Regions from separate parts of the Homo sapiens genome. Here region 2 is linked to region 1. Evidence: read pairs that join two places in POLR2A ChIA-PET (ENCODE). Cell type or tissue: B cell. All regions are shown on one strand.

The links. Peaks named below come from ENCODE experiments on the same cell type or tissue, not always from the same donor. Only the 100,000 strongest peaks of a DNase experiment are listed, where the experiment ranks them.
Region 2: POLR2A ChIA-PET joins it to region 1 with 10 read pairs; 4 of 35 experiments call an interaction of 5 or more read pairs at or near these places.

What each region holds. Positions count from the first base shown.
Region 1 is chr16:12,046,286-12,054,285 of GRCh38, forward strand. It overlaps SNX29 (sorting nexin 29), which reads left to right. Exons shown (of 21, transcript NM_032167.5): 6 at 99-169; 7 at 2,087-2,335; 8 at 5,562-5,937. Among named protein-coding and RNA genes, the nearest start is that of SNX29, 74 kb to the left of the region's middle. In B cell, no CTCF peak of the experiment used is centred here; no DNase peak of the experiment used is centred here; H3K27ac peaks cover 623 bases.
Region 2 is chr16:11,826,662-11,834,661 of GRCh38, forward strand. It overlaps RSL1D1 (ribosomal L1 domain containing 1), which reads right to left. Exons shown (of 9, transcript NM_015659.3): 9 at 7,189-8,000. BCAR4 (breast cancer anti-estrogen resistance 4) reads right to left here and starts at 2,171. Exons shown (of 3, transcript NR_131222.1): 1 at 2,038-2,171. In B cell, no CTCF peak of the experiment used is centred here; no DNase peak of the experiment used is centred here.

The sequences.
Region 1 (8,000 bases):
GTGCAGATCTTCCAGGGAGCCGTCTAATGGAATTTCCTGGTTAATGGACACAGAGAACCACTGCTAAGAACGATTTCCTTTTCTCTTTCAATCTGCAGCACTTTTTATGAAGACTGGTCTTTTGTGATGGATGAAGAAAGGTCCAGTATGCTTCCTACCATGGCAGCAGGTAAGCCTGGCCCAGACCAGGGTGCAGGGCCTTGTGACACTTGGCAGAGGGGCTGCCTTGGGGCAGTTCCACAGCGCCATGGAGTGTTGTGATTCTTCTGTCCCTCAACAACTCAATGAGTCACTTGCTGCTGTCCTTCTTTTACTAGGACTGAATGTTGGTTTTTTAATTTGTATTCCTTTAAAGAGAGAGCCTCACTCTGTTGCCCAGGCTGGAGTGCAGTGATGCAACCTCGGCTCACTGCAACCTCCGCCTCCTGGGTTCAAGTCATTTTCCTGTCTCAACCTTCCGAGAAGCTGGGATTACGGGCGCCTGCCACCATGACCAGCTAATTTTTGTATTTTAATAGAGATAGAGTTTCACTATGTTGGTCAGGCCGGTCTCGAAATCCTGGGCTCAAGTGATCCACCCGCCTTGGCCTCCCAAAGCATTGGGATTGCAGGTGTGAGCCACCGTGCCCGACCACAGTGTTGGGTCCATTTATCTAGAATGGGAGACCCTGGCAGAGAAAGTGAAGATTTGAAGGTTTTTAGTTGGGCTTTGGAGATGTAATATACATTGCGGGGAATTGGAGGTGGGAGACCTACCTTTGAATCCTGGCTTTACCCCTTGCTACCTGGTGACCTGGGCAGATGCCGTAAGCTTTGCTGCCTTTTCTTTCCTCTCTGTGAGGTGGGAATCATGCTGTCTCAGCAGTCATCTTCATGGGGCTGTGAGAGAATCATGTGAGATCAGGAGTCGCACACATGACGAGTCAACATGGAGAGACCCTGGGTTGATGTTAGTCGGTGGACTGTTACGTTGTTCGCCCTTTGACTCAAAGTGTGAAAGGTGGAATCAGCCGGACTGAAGTGGGCAACTTGCTTCCTCTTTCCAAGTTTTTTGTTGCCTCCTTTTTGTTTTTCCTTGAAAATTTATACTAAATCTCAAATATCTGGGGTTGTTAGTCCTGTCCATTGATGAGAAAAAGAATTTGACCATAATTTCCTTTGTAGATCATAAGATGCCAAGTGTAAGTTTCTGTCCACAGTAATGATGATGATGTTAACCAGTGCACATTTGATGGTTTATGGAGCTGAGTGTTTTGTGAGTGATTGCCTTTAATACTTACAATCCTGTGAGGAAGATAATATTGTCCCCATCTTACAGATAAGGTGACTGGAGTACAGGGAGATGCTAAGTTGCTGGACCAAGGTCTTTTTTTTTTTTTTTTTTTTTTTGAGACGGAGTTTCACTCTCGTTGCCCAGGCTGGAGTGCAATGGCAGGATCTTGGCTCACCACAACCTCTGCCTCCTGGGTTCAAGCGATTCTCCTGCTGCAGCCTCCCGAGTAGCTGGGATTATAGGCATGCACCAACACGCCTGGCTAATTTTGTATTTTTAGTAGATATGGGGTTTCTCCATGTTGGTCAGGCTGGTCTCGAACTCCTGACCTCAGGTGATCCACCTGTCTCAGCCTTCCAAAGTGCCGGGATTACAGGTGTGAGCCACCGTGCCCAGCCTGGATCAAGGTCTTGTAGCTAGTAGGTGGCAGTGCCGGGATTCACTCCCAGGCAGCCTGATCCCGGAACTTGTGCCTTTACCTCCTCCCAGTTGACCTCTTATTCATATTCATTTTCCTGGCTGTTAGGGAGAGAACGTGGCATGACTCAACTCCCATGATAACGGATGTCTGCTGACCCCAGTTTCATGGGAGGTTTTTTTTTTTTTTGAGGCAGAGTCTTGCTTTGTCACCCAGGCTGGAGTGCAGTGGCGCGATTTTCGCTCCCTGCAACGTCCGCATGGGAGGTATTTTTATACCTATTTAAGATCAACGTGCCTCCTCTTCTGTACTCTGTTGTCTGCAGCTGTCTTCTCTTGTTGCTGGTATGACTGCCCATCAGCAAGCACTCCAGACTTTTCCCTTTTTTTGGGCAGGTCTGAACTCCATACTCTTTGCGATTAACATCGACAACAAGGATTTGAACGGGCAGAGTAAGTTTGCTCCCACCGTTTCAGACCTCTTAAAGGAGTCAACGCAGAACGTGACCTCCTTGCTGAAGGAGTCCACGCAAGGAGTGAGCAGCCTGTTCAGGGAGATCACAGCCTCCTCTGCCGTCTCCATCCTCATCAAACCTGAACAGGAGACCGACCCCTTGCCTGTCGTGTCCAGGAATGTCAGTGCTGGTGAGTGGGAACGGGTGCTCGAGGCGGAGCAGAGGGAATCAGAATGTGGCGGATGGGGTGGACATATCTTGTCATCTGAAAGTCATTCCAAGGGGAATGGAGTCCAGTGCACTTGCGTTTTCCATTTGTGTTTCTGTTTCTCATCCTCATTCACTCTGAAAGGGCTCTGACGGCCTTACCTAGATGCGAGAATTGCCGGGTGGAAAAATGAACAGCTCAACCATAGCAAACGGAAAGTGAGAGTGTGAGAGACACCGGGAGCCAGATGACGTTGATCCTCATTCATTAATTCCTTTATTTGTTCCTTCATCGTATTCTGTGTGTTAGGCGGTGAGCCGAATAGGAAAGACAGATTACCAGCAGGTAGCCTGCAGTCTCCTTTGGGATGGGTGTGGGTGGGTAGTTCATGACAAAATATATAATTTATGATCCTTAGGATAAAAGGGATGAAAGCCAAGCATAGACTGCTATGGGGAACATCTGCCATTGGTCTTGCCTCTGACTGGGGATGGCATTTAAGGCCTCAGGAAAGAGAGGAGTTGTCAGGTTTGACTCTAGGCTCTGGGGAAGCAAAAGAGTTGATTCAGGCCGGTCGTGGTGGCTCATGCCTATAATCCTAGCACTTTGGGAGGCCGAGGCAGGAGGATCGCTTGAGTTCAAGGGTTCTAGACCAGCCTGGGCAATGCAGTGAGACCCTGTCTCAATTTTTTAACTTTTTTTTTTTTTTTTTGAGACAGAGTCTCACTCTATTGCCCGGGTTGGAGTGCAGTGGCATGATCTCAGCTCACTGCAACCTCCACTTCCCGGGTTCAAGCAATTCTCCTGCCTCAACCTTCTGAGTAGGTGGGACTATAGGCATGTGCCAACATGCGTGGTTTCTTTTTGTATTTTTAGCAGAGACAGGGTTTCCCCATGTTGGCCAGGCTGGTCTTGAACTCCTGACCTCAGGTGATCTGCCCGCCCTGGCCTCTCAAAGTGCTAGGATTACAGGCGTGAGCCACTGTGCCCAGCCTGTTTTTAAAAAATTTTAATTAAAAAATTAAATATAAAAAAAGAAAGTTGATTCAGTTAAGATTAATTTGGTGAGAAGTTTTCAATACCCTTTGATTCCTTTGGGACATTAAGATGTTACTACAGCAAAATTGGAAATTTTGTTGTAGTATGTATGTGTATATATGTAGAGACAGGGTCTTGCCATGTTGCCCAGGCTGGTCTTGAACTCCTGGCCTCAAGTGATCCTCCTGCCTTGGCCTCCCAAAGTGCTGGGATTACAAGTGTGAGCCACTGCACCTGGTTGAAATTGGAAATTTTGGGCTTAAGTACTTAGTATTCTCAAATCTCTGAAACAAGGCAGTAACTGTGGCCATCCCTTTGGAATTATTCATGGTGAAAGTGTAGAGTCCCATGGTGTCTTTGGTACACAGTGGCCTTGTCTGTCTTGCCCTGTGCTTCTCCAGCAGAGACCCTGCACGAACCTTGTAGAAGATAGGGCTGTTGACAGCTTTGTGTAACAGACACTGAAATTTCTACACCCACAGGAGTAGAAGTTCCACCCATTTTTGGAACTCTGCTTTTGAGGTGATCTCAGAGTTGTGCTATACCAGTGAGGCCTCACCGCATCACACATTGGTTTAGACAGATTGGATTTTTGGAATTGGCTCAAAGTGTCTTACATCCAAGTGTGATGATTAAAATAGGGGCACAAAGTGTCTTCTGTGAGTGCTGGTCACTAAGGCAAGCTTGATTTCTTTTTCAGTTAACATTTGCTATATAACAAGTGATTTAAAAATGTAGCGGCTTAAAACCACTGCAGTTCGTTACTTTTTTGTGTGGGTTGGCATGGTGGCTCTTCTGCTGGGCTCTTTCGGCTCACTCATGGGAGCTGGTGGTTAGATTGGAAGATCCAAGATGGCCCCATCCACGTGTCTGGAATCAGTGCTGGGGCAGCTCGGGTTCTACTCATAGCCTCTCATCCTCCAGTCGGCTGAACTGGCTTCTTTATATATGGGGTCAGGGCCACTGTCCAGGAAAGCAAAGGCAAAGCTGAGACCTTTTAACACCTAGCTACTAGAACTCACACAGTGTTATTTCTGCCACTTTTTTTTTTTGGAGAAAGAGTCTCGCTCTGTCACCCAGACTGGAGTGCAATGGCGCAATCTTGGCTCACTGCAACCTCTGCCTCCCGTGTTCAAGAAATTCTCCTGCCTCAGCCTCCCAAGTAGCTGGGATTACAGGCACCTGCCACCACGCCCAACTAATTTTTTTTTTTTTTGTATTTTTAATACAGACGGGGTTTCACCATGTTTGCCAGGCTGGTCTTGAACTCCTGACCTCAGGTGATCCACCCGCCTTGACCTCCCAAAGTGCTGGGATTATAGGCGTGAGCCACCGCGCCCGGCCCTTTCTGCCACATTCTTTTGGTAGAAGCAGGGCATGGTGGCTCATGCCTATAATCCCAGCAATTTAGGAGGCTGAGGTGGGAGTATTGCTTGAGGCCAGGAGTTTTGAGACTAGCCTGGGCAGCACAGCAAGACCTCATCTCTACAAATAATAATAAAATTAGCTGGGTGTTGTGGCATGCACCTGTAGTCCCAGCTACTCAGGAGGCTGAGGGCAGAGGATTGTTTGATCCCAGGAATTTGAGGTTACAGTGAGCTATGATTGCACCATTGTACTCCAGCCTGGGCAATAGAGCGAGATGCCCCAACTCTTAAAAAAAAAAAAAAAAGCAGAGCACTACGCCAGCCAGATTCAAGAGGGTGCAGAAATAGACATCACCTCTGGCTGGGAGGAGCCACAAAGATCCATTGCAAAGGGGCATTGCACAGGAATGGCAGGAGTTTGAGGCTGCTCAACCCTTGACTACACCCCCCAGCTGGTTCTCCTGGTCTCATCTACCAGCTATGAGAATATTTTCCAAAGTGAAGCATTGAAGATCATTTTGGTAATGGTAGCATCCTTCGCATCAAAGTGACTGCTTAGAAGGAACAGTTTCAAGATGTGCTCTGTGGTGTGTTTATTTAAATCAGAGGCAGAGGCCTGCGTCCATTCTGCTCAATCTTCTGTACACAGATTTTCACTGAGGATTTTAAAAAGTCTGAATTCATGTTACAGTGTATTTCTCACTCGAATAGTATTTTCCATAACCTGGAGGTGAGTTGGTTCCATCATCCTTTTGTCTTGCCTCCTTTTTCTTATACTGTATCTTTTTTTTTTTTTTTGCCAGATGCCAAATGCAAAAAGGAGCGGAAGAAGAAAAAGAAAGTGACCAACATAATCTCATTTGATGATGAGGAAGATGAGCAGAACTCTGGGGACGTGTTTAAAAAGACACCTGGGGCAGGGGAGAGCTCAGAGGACAACTCCGACCGCTCCTCTGTCAATATCATGTCCGCCTTTGAAAGCCCCTTCGGGCCTAACTCCAATGGAAGTCAGAGCAGCAACTCATGGAAAATTGATTCCCTGTCTTTGAACGGGGAGTTTGGGTACCAGAAGCTTGATGTGAAAAGCATCGATGATGAAGATGTGGATGAAAACGAAGATGACGTGTATGGAAACTCATCAGGAAGGAAGCACAGGGGCCACTCGGAGTCGCCCGAGAAGTAAGTTTGTGTGTAAGGTGGAGTCTCACCGTCCCCCAGGCTGGAGTGCCGTGGCGTGATCTCAGCTCACTGCAACCTCCACCTCCCGGGTTCAAGCTATTCTCCTGCCTCAGCCTCCCGAGTAGCTGGGATTACAGGCACCTGTCACCACACCCAGCTAATTTTTGTATTTTTAGTAGAGATGGGGTTTCACCATATTGGCCAGGCTGGTCTCAAACTCCTGACCTCAAGTGATCTGCCTGCCTTGGCCTCCCAAATTGCTAGGTTTACAGGCATGAGCCACCACGCCCAGCCTTCCCTTGCACTTTTAATGAGGGGGTTAAGTTCACTGTTTTCTCTTTCTATGGTATTGGGTAAAATAGGTCTGCAAGCTTTATATTTGCCCAGGGTATCATTCATTCTTCAGGTGTTGATTTAGGAGTGTTATTTGGAAGGAGTATTATTTGCTCTTCCCCTGAGAACTGAAAGAGGGGAAAGGAGTACATTTGAGGGCACTTAATACAAAGTTAATGTCAGAATGTGTGCCTTGAAATTCTTGCTTTATACATACATCTGTCATTTTCATTTCACAGGGTTCACAGGGTTTCACAGTCTGATGAGACTGTGCCTGTTATTGTTTTTTATTTTTACTCTGGATTTTCCTTGCATCTGACTTGCCACTAGCACAGGAAGCTCAGGACGAAGGCAGCGTTAGGAGAATAGTTGTGGTATGGTGACTTCTGTGTTTATCTGCAGGGGTGTGAATAGCCGTAACTTGCCTGCACCTGCTGCCTTAACAGTGGAGTTGGCCAGGCGCAGTGGCTCACACCTGTAATCCCAGCACTTTGGGACACCAAGGTGGGTGGATCACCTGAGGTCAGGAGTTCTAGACCAGCCTGACCAACATGGTGAAACCCCTTCTCTACGTATAAAAAAATACAAAATTAGCCAGGCATGGTGGTGCATGCCTGTAACTCCAGATACTTGGGATGCTGAGGCAGGAGAATCGCTTGAATATGAGAGGCGGAGCCAAGATGATGCCATTGCACTCCAGCCTGGGCAACAAGAGAGAAGGTCCTTCTCAAAAAAAAAAAAAAAAAAAAAGTCCCCCAAATACCCCAAATAAGCTAGTTACCTCTTAGGCTTTGTGGTGCGCAGTGCCCTCCTAATCATGACTACTGCAAAATCCAGTCCATTAAAGTGTAAAATGAGGCCAGGTGCAGTGGTTCATGCCTGTAATCCCGGCACTTTGGGAGGCTGAGTTGGGAGGATTCCTTAAGGCCAGGAGTTTGATACCAGCCTGGGCAACACAGCAAGACTCTGTCTCTACAAAAAAATAAAAAGTATAAAATGAATATACAGAAATGTATCTTTCTATCTGACCTAAATCTTATGGTATTGTTTAGGCTGCAGTATACCCTTAGCCCTAAGATTTTTGTTTTCATGTTGTTACAATATTAGGGTTTTTTTTTTTTTTCTGATGAGACTGTGCCTATTATTGTTTTTTATTTTTACTCTAGTCCTCATCTGCATGGATGCTTGTACTAGTAGTGTTACCTTATTGATCATCTGAGATATGCCAGGTGCTGCAGATGATTTATACCCTATATTGTAAGACGTCTAGCAGCCCTATGAGGTTCATGGGTATCACCTCCATTTTACAGACAGAAGAACAGGATTCCATAGGGAGGCAAGATTTGTGAAAGCCATTGGCTAAATTGAGATTTGGATTCAGGTATGCTGTAATCCAAAGCTTATATTGTCAGTTTTTGTTTTTTTTTTTTGAGACAGAGTCTTGCTCTGTCGCCCAGGCTGGGGTGCAGTGGCGTGATCTCGGCTCACTGCAAACTCCGCCTCCCGGGTTCATGCCATTCTCCTGCCTCAGCCTCCCGAGTAGCTGGGACTGCAAGCGTCCGCCACCACGCCCGGCTAATTTTTGTATTTTTAGTAGAGACAGGGTTTCACCCTGTTAGCCGGGATGGTCTCAAACTCCTGATCTCGTGATCTGCCCGCCTTGGCCTCCCAAAGTGCTGGGATTACAGGCATGAGCCACTGTGCCCAGCTATTCTGTCAAATGTTTTTCA
Region 2 (8,000 bases), 220 kb before region 1:
AGGCTGGCAGTGCATTGGCGTGGTCTCGGCCCACTGCAACCTCCGCCTTCCACACTCAAGTGATCCTCCTCCCTCAGCCTCCAGAGTGACTGAGACTAAGCCACCTTGCCCAGCTAATTTTTGTATTTTTAGTACACACGGGGTTTGCCACGTTACCCAGGCTGGTCTGAGCTCAGGGGATCCACCCACATCAGCCGTCCAAAGTGCTAGGACTATAGATGTGAGCCAGCGCACCTGGCCCACAATATTAAGTGAAATCTCACTGTCTTTTCTCTTCCAGTTTTTAGGTTTTTGTCTCTTCATTCAGTTTTGGGAACTTATTAGTTCCCATTATCTAGACTTAAGAATGTTGTATGGGCCGGGCGCGGTGGCTCACGCCTGTAATCCCAGCACTTTGGGAGGCTGAGGCGGGCGGATCACGAGGTCAGGAGATCGAGACCATCCTGGCTAACACGGTGAAACTCCGTCTCTAGTAAAAATACAAAAAAATTAGCCTGGGGTGGTGGCGGGCGCCTGTAATCCCAGCTAGTCGGGAGGCTGAGGCAGGAGAATGGCGTGAACCCGGGAGGCGGAGCTTGCAGTGAGCTGAGATCGCGCCACTGCACTCCAGCCTGGGCGACAGAGTGAGACTCCGTCTCAAAAAAAAAAAAAAAGAGAATGTTGGTATGAAATAGGAATAATTCTCTTTGATTTTTTTTAGCTTATCTTTCCTGCCTAGGTTATTAAATAGCAAATGTTTGTTTTTTCCCCCTGCTTTGCAGGGGCGTATTGATCTGCCACCTTTTTCAAGAACCAGTTTAGGGCCAGGCACAGTAGCTTACACCTATAACCCCCGCATTTTGGGAGGCCGAGGCGGGCGGATCACAAGGTCAGGAGATCGAGACCATCCTGGCTAACAGGGTGAAACCCCGTCTCTACTAAAAATACAAAAAATTAGCTGGGCGTGGTGGCAGGCACCTGTAGTCCCAGCTACTCGGGAGGCTGAGGCAGGAGAATGGCGTGAACCCGGGAGGCGGAGCTTGCAGTGAGCCGAGATCCTACCACTGCACTCCAGCCTGGGCGACAGAGTGAGACTCTGTCTCAAAAAAAAAAAAAAAAAAAAAAGAGATCAGCCTGGGCAACTTAGTGAGACCCCTGTCTCTACTAAAAGTCTAAAAATTTTTTAAAAGCCAAGCACAATAGCTCACGTCTGTAATGCTAACACTTTGGGAGGCCAAGGAGGGTAGATCACTTGAGGTCAAGAGTTCAAAACCAGGCTGGCCAACATGGTGAAATCCCGTCTCCAATAAAAATACAAAAATTAGCAGAGCATGGTGGCACATGCCTGTAATCCCAGCTACTCAGGAGGCAGTCAGCTGAGATTATGCCACTGCACTTCAGCCTGAGCAACAGAGACCCTGTCTCAAAAAAAAAAAAAAAAAGAAAAAGAAAATAAAAAGAAAGAAAAAAAGAGAAATCCAACAGCCTAACAGAAAAATAGTCAAGGGAGATCAACAAGAGACTAGATCTCTGAAGAAATATAAATCATAACTTAATATAAAAAAAATATACAGCCCGACTAACAATATTCATATTTAAGTCAGTCTTTTAAGTGACTTTCAAACACACTTAACAAAAAGCAAGCTAAAAGTTTTATAAAAGAAATGATAGCTTCTCTCACCTGGTACAGCAGGCAACTTTTTAGTCAAAATAAGGTCAGGAATAGTTTCCCCAAAACAGCCAGACACCCTCTGTCAAGACAAACCGTCCTTAGATAAAAAGATGAGCAACAAGCTGCTGTGTTTCTTTTATACGAATTAGGCTCTTGATTGGATAATTGAAATAACACGGATTCTCACAAGCAGAAATTTTCACACATCAGGTTAGATTGTTTTCTTAATTCATCCAATAATGTAATACCTCAGTTCTATAAACGTTGAAGAAATTCACTTCTCACAAGGAGAGACTGGGGGCAAATGCATATAGCAGTTCACTTGAATGTCCCCACATAAAAAAAAATAATAATAACAACAACAAGAAATAAAAGATCTGTTTTACCCTGGTTGGCTTTCAGTTGACCATTTCATTTGGTTCACCTGCTGAGAATTCGGTAACGATGTTACTGTGAGGCAGGACGACAGGACGACTTCTAGCCACTGTATCCTTCTTAGCACTGTTTCCCAGCACTAACTGAGCAGAAGAATCACCTGGCCTCTTGGTCAAAACACAGATTCCTAAGTCCCGCATGTATACAGTAATTCCAGTTAAGCAGGTCTGCAGCAGGACCAGGAGTGTGCATTTTTCAGAAATACCACCTGCCCCCACCAGAAATCTTTAAATATTTTTATCATGCTCTCAATAATAGACATTTCAGAGGGATGAGTTGAAGGAGGGCTGGCATTTGTTCACTACAAAATCATATCATTGAAGGAATCTTGGAAAATATAGACCAGAAGGAAACAAAGGGAGAAAAATAAGCACAGGAGCCGGGCGCGGTGGCTCACGCCTGTAATCCCAGCACTTCGGGAGGCCGAGGCGGGTGGATCACAAGGTCAGGAGATCGAGACCATCCTGGCTAACACGGTGAAACCCCAGCTCTACTAAAAATACAAAAAATTATCCGGTCATGGTGGTGGGCGCCTGTAGTCCCAGCTACTCGGGAGGCTGAGGCAGGCGAATGGCGTGAACCCAGGAGGCGGAGCTTGCAGAGAGCTGAGAGCTGAGATCGCGCCACTGCACTCCAGCCTGGGCGACCAAGCGAGACTCTGTTTCAAAAAAAAAAAAAAAAAGAAAGAAAGAAAAGAAAAATAAGCACAGGAAAAAATACTGTAAAAAAATCAAGATATTAAATATTAACTGTGCTTATGCTTGGAAGTGGAACTATATGTATTATTATTATTTACAGGTTTTATTTACAGACTAAAGGGTGCAGAAGGCATGAAAATATTTTGTGATACTAATCCCATTTTGGAGAGAAAAAATAAGCACTGGCCAGGCACAGTAGCTCATGCCTATAATCCCAGCACTTTGGCAGGCTGAGGTGGGAGGATCACTAGAGGCCAGGAGTTCAAACTGGACAACATAATGAGATACTTTTTTTTTTTTTTTTTTTTTACATGGAATCTCCCTCTATCGCCCAGGCTGGAGTGCAGTGGCACCTTCTCGGCTCACTGCAACCTCCGCCTCCTGGGTTCAAGCGATTCTCGTCTCAGGCTCCCAAAATAGCTGGGGCTACAAGTGTGCACCACCACGCCCAGCTAATTTTTTTTTTTTTTTTTTTGAGACAGAGTTTCGCTCTTGTTGCCCGAGATGGAGTGCAATGGCGTGATCTTGGCTCACCGCAACCTCCGCCTCCCAGGTTCAAGCAATTCTCCTGCCTCAGCCTCCCAAGTAGCTGAGATTAGAGGCATGCATCACCACATCCGGCTTATTTTGTATTTTTAGTAGAGACAGGGTTTCTCCGTGTTGGTCAGGCTGGTCGCGAACTCCTGACGTCAGTTGATTTGCCTGCCTTGGCCTCCCAAAGTGCTGGGATTACAGGCGTGAGCCACCACGCCCGGCTAATCAGGCTGAGTCTCGAACTCCTGACCTCAGGTGATCTCCCCACTTCTGCCTCCCTAAGTACTGGCATTACAGGCGTCAGCCACCACGTCCAGCCACTTTCTTTCATTTCTGTTTCTGAGGTCCATTGCTCCATTCAGTAGAAAAGGGGTGGCTTGGAGAGGATTTGCCAACCTTCCCATGATTTCCATCACCACATCCCCCAAAATGCACAACCTAAGTTTAAAAGCATAGCAACTGGTCAGGTGTGGTGGTTTACGCCTGTAATCCCAGCACTGTGGGAGGCTGAGGCAGGCGGATCGCCTGAGGTCAGGAGTTCTAGACAAGCCTGGCCAACATGGTGAAACCCCGTCTCTACTAAAAATATAAAAATTAGCCGGGCGTGGTAGTGTGCACCTATAATCCCAGCTACTCAGGAGGCTGAGGCATGAGAATTGCTTGAACCCAGGAGGCGGAGGTTGCAGTGAGCTGAGATCTCACCATTGTACTCCAGCATGGTTGACAAGAGCAAGACTCCGTCTCAAAAAAAAAAAAATAGAAAAAGAAAAAAGAAAATGACCCAGCTGAGTTATATAAGCAGGTGATACTAATCTTTTATTTATTTTTCTTTCCTTTTTTTTTTTCAGATGGAGTCTGGCTCTGTCACCCAGGCTGGAGTGCAGTGGCACGATCTCGGCTCACTGCAACCTCCGCCTCCTGTGTTCAAGCAATTCTTCTGCCTCAGCCTCCTGAGTAGCTGGGACAACAGGCGCGTGCCACCACACCTGGCTAATTTTTGTGTTTTTATGGGGTTTCACCATATTGGCCACGATGGTCTCGAACTCCTGACCTCGTGATCCACCTGCCTTGGCCTCCCAAAGTGCTGGGATTACAGGTGTGAGCCACCGCGCCCAGCCGATACTAATCATTTTAAGTGCTGGACTGCAGTGTTATAATCTGGGGTTAAGTAGAGCCACCTAAATAATTTGCCATTTTTTCTCTCCAGGACCACTATACTGAAATGATCCCTATAACCAAAATTTTATTCATGGTCTTCGATCAGTTGCACTAATTTCCTTAGGATCCAAGGATTGATGAAGGTTTCTCGTGGCTCATAAAGTCCAAATTGGGAATCTTGGTATTTGAATATTAATACTATCTGTAGGCAAGAAAAATCGTAACAATTTCAGAAAAAAAAATGTAGGGAGTGCAGAACTTTCAAATATTTAACTAAATGGCAAGAATTCTTTGCTCTTAAACACCCATATATGGAAAATAGAGCAAGGGTTTTTTGGCCAGGTGTTACGAATAGGATGACACTTAGCAACTTCTTGGTACCCTCATTTTCGTATTTTCAAGGAGACTGAAATACAATGTGATCCTTTCTTTTTTTTTTCTTTTCTTTTTTTTTTTTTTTTTTTGAGACGGAGTCTCACTCTGTCGCCCAGCCCAGGCTGGAGTGCAGTGGCGCGATCTCGGCTCACTGCAACCTCTGCCTTCTGGGTTCAAGCGATTCTCCTGCGTCAGCCTCTCAAGTAGCTGGGATTACAGGCACACACCACTATGCCTGGCAAATTTTTGTATTTTTAGTAGAGATGGGGTTTCACCATATTAGTCAGGCTGATCTCGAACTCCTGACCTCAAGTGATCTGCCCACCTTGGCCTCTCAAAGTGCTGGGAGTACAGGGGTGACCCACTGTGACTGATCACCCGGCCAGTATTTTAGTTATTTGTAGAGACAAGGGCCGGCTATGTTGCCTAGGCTGTTCCCAAACTTTTGTGCTCAAGTGATCTTCCTGCCTCGAGTTCCCGAAGTGTGGGGATTACAGGCATAAGCCACCATGCCCAGCAGGAGCTCTTAAGGTCTGCTTGAATGGTCCTTGTTTTGCTGGGTACAGTTAGTTACATTTTATCATTTTTTTTTTTTTTGAGATGGAGTCTTGCTGTGTTGTCCAGGCTGCCGTTCAGTGGTGCGATCTTGGCTCACTGCAACCTCCGCCTCCCAGACACAAGCGATTCTCCTGCCTCAGCCTCCTGAGTAGCTGGGACTACAGGCGTGCACAACCAGGCCTGGCTAATTCTTGTGTTTTCAGTAGACATGGGGTTTCGCCATGTTGGCCAGGCTGGTCTCGAACTCCTCATCTCCCCACCTCTGCCTCCCTAAATATTGGGATTACAGGCGTCAGCCACCACTTCCAGCCACGTTCTTTCATTTCTGTTTCTGAGGCCCATTGCTCCATTCAGTAGAAAAGGGGCGGCTTGTAGGAGATTTGCCAGCCTTCCCATTATTTCCATCACCACGTCCCCCAAAATGCACAATCTAAGTTTAAAAGTGTAGCAACTGGTCAGATGTTGTGGCTCACGCCTGTAATCCCAGCACTATGGGAGGCTGAGGCGGGCGGATCGCCTGAGGTCAGAAGTTCTAGACAAGTCTGACTAACATGGTGAAACCCCGTCTCTACTAAAAATACAAAAATTAGCCGGGCGTGGTGGTGTGCGCCTGTAATCCCAACTACTCAGGAGGCTGAGGAACGAGAATCGCTTCAACCCAGGAGGCGGAGGTTGCAGTGAGCTGAGATTGCACCATTGTACTCCAGCCTGGGTGACAAGAGCAAGACTCCATCTCAAAAAAAAAAAAAAAAGAAAAGAAAAGAAAAAAAAGAAAATAAGAAAATGACCCAGCAGAGTTATATAACAGGAGATATTAATCATTTTAAGTGTTGGACTGCTATGTTATAATCTGGGGTTAAGTAGAACCACCTAAATAATTTGCCATTTTTTCTCTCCAGGACCACTATCCTGAAATAATAATCCCCATAACCAAATTTTATTCATGGTCTTTGATCAGTTGCACTAATTTCCTTAGGATTCAAGGATTGATGAAGGTTTCTCATGGCTCATAAAGTCCAAATTGGGAATCTTGGTTTTTGAATATTAATACTATCTGTAGGCAAGAAATACTGCAACAATTTCAGAAAATAAAATGTAGGGAGTGCAGAACTTTCAAATATTTAACTAAATGGGAAGATTTCCTGGCTCTTAAACACCCGTATACGGAAAGTAGAGCAACTTCTTGGTACCCTCATTTTAGTATTTCTCAAGGAGACTGAAATACAATGTGATTATATATATAATTTTTTGAGACGGAGTCTCGCTCTGTCGCCCAGGGTGGAGTGCAGTGGCGTGATCTCGGCTCACTGCAAGCTCCACCTCCCAGGTTCTCACCATTCTTCTGCCTCAGCCTCCCGAATAGCTGGGACTACAGGCACATGCCGCCACGCCCAGCTAATTTTTTGTATCTTTAGTACAGATCGAGCCAGGATGGTCTCGATCTCCTGACCTCGTGATCCACCTGCCTTGGCTTCTCAAAGTGCTGGGATTACAGGTGTAAGCCACCACGCCTGGACTTTTTTTTTTTTTTTTTGAGACGGATCCTGCCTCAGCCTCTTGAGTAGCTGGGATTACAGATGTCCACTACCGTATCGGCTAATTTTTGTATTTTTAGTAGAGACAAGGTTTTGCCATGTTGGGCAGGCTGGTTTTGAACTCCCAACCTCAGGTGATCTGCCCACTTCAGCCTCCCAAATTGCTGGGATTACAGGCGTGAGCCACCGTGCCCAGCCACAATGTGGTGTTTATTATACAGTTGGATTGACTTAAATACATTCATGGCATTTAAAATGAAATTTTAATTATTACGATTCCTAAAAAACAAATGAACTAAAACTCAATTACTTCCTTCAGAACAAAAACGTTACACTCAAATTTCTCCCATCAGATCTCATTTGGTTCATTAAATCTCCCTGGTGAAGAGGATGGATTCCAGAAACCCAGTGCCAACAATGAAATATCACCCTCATACTTGGCCCACGAGAACATCATATACCATAGTAGAGATTTCGCCCTCCTCTTGGCCCCCGGGGGAGACTACTGTTGGCTCCTAGCACTATCAGCTGGCTAGGAATGTGTATGCAACACTTCTGAAGCCTTGGAAACATAGTACAGAATGTACCCATTTTAGGATGATTCAACTTTATGATTTTTCAACTTTTTGATGGTATAAAAGCGATACATAATCAGTACAAACCATATACATACCACCATTTTTCAGTACAGTACTCATTACATGTGTCAACACTTTATTATAAGATAGGTTTTATGTTAGATGATAACACCAGCATCTTGCTCAATAAATTGAAGCCAGCTTTTTCAACAGAGAACATTATTAGAATGAAACTAGATGCAAGAACAGGAAAGTAAACACCTGTGTCATGTTCAACAAGACTGAACTACGGAGCAAAGAATCACACAGTGTTGCAAGATCTTGAACTGACTAGATGATAGGATTACAAAAACCACACAGCTATTGCTGGAAAATTATGTCATGCAGAGAACAGACTGGCACGATTACATATGTGGGTTTGTCCTACACAAACCAGACCTTTAAGTGAAACAAGTCTATCCAACCATCTTCCCATAAA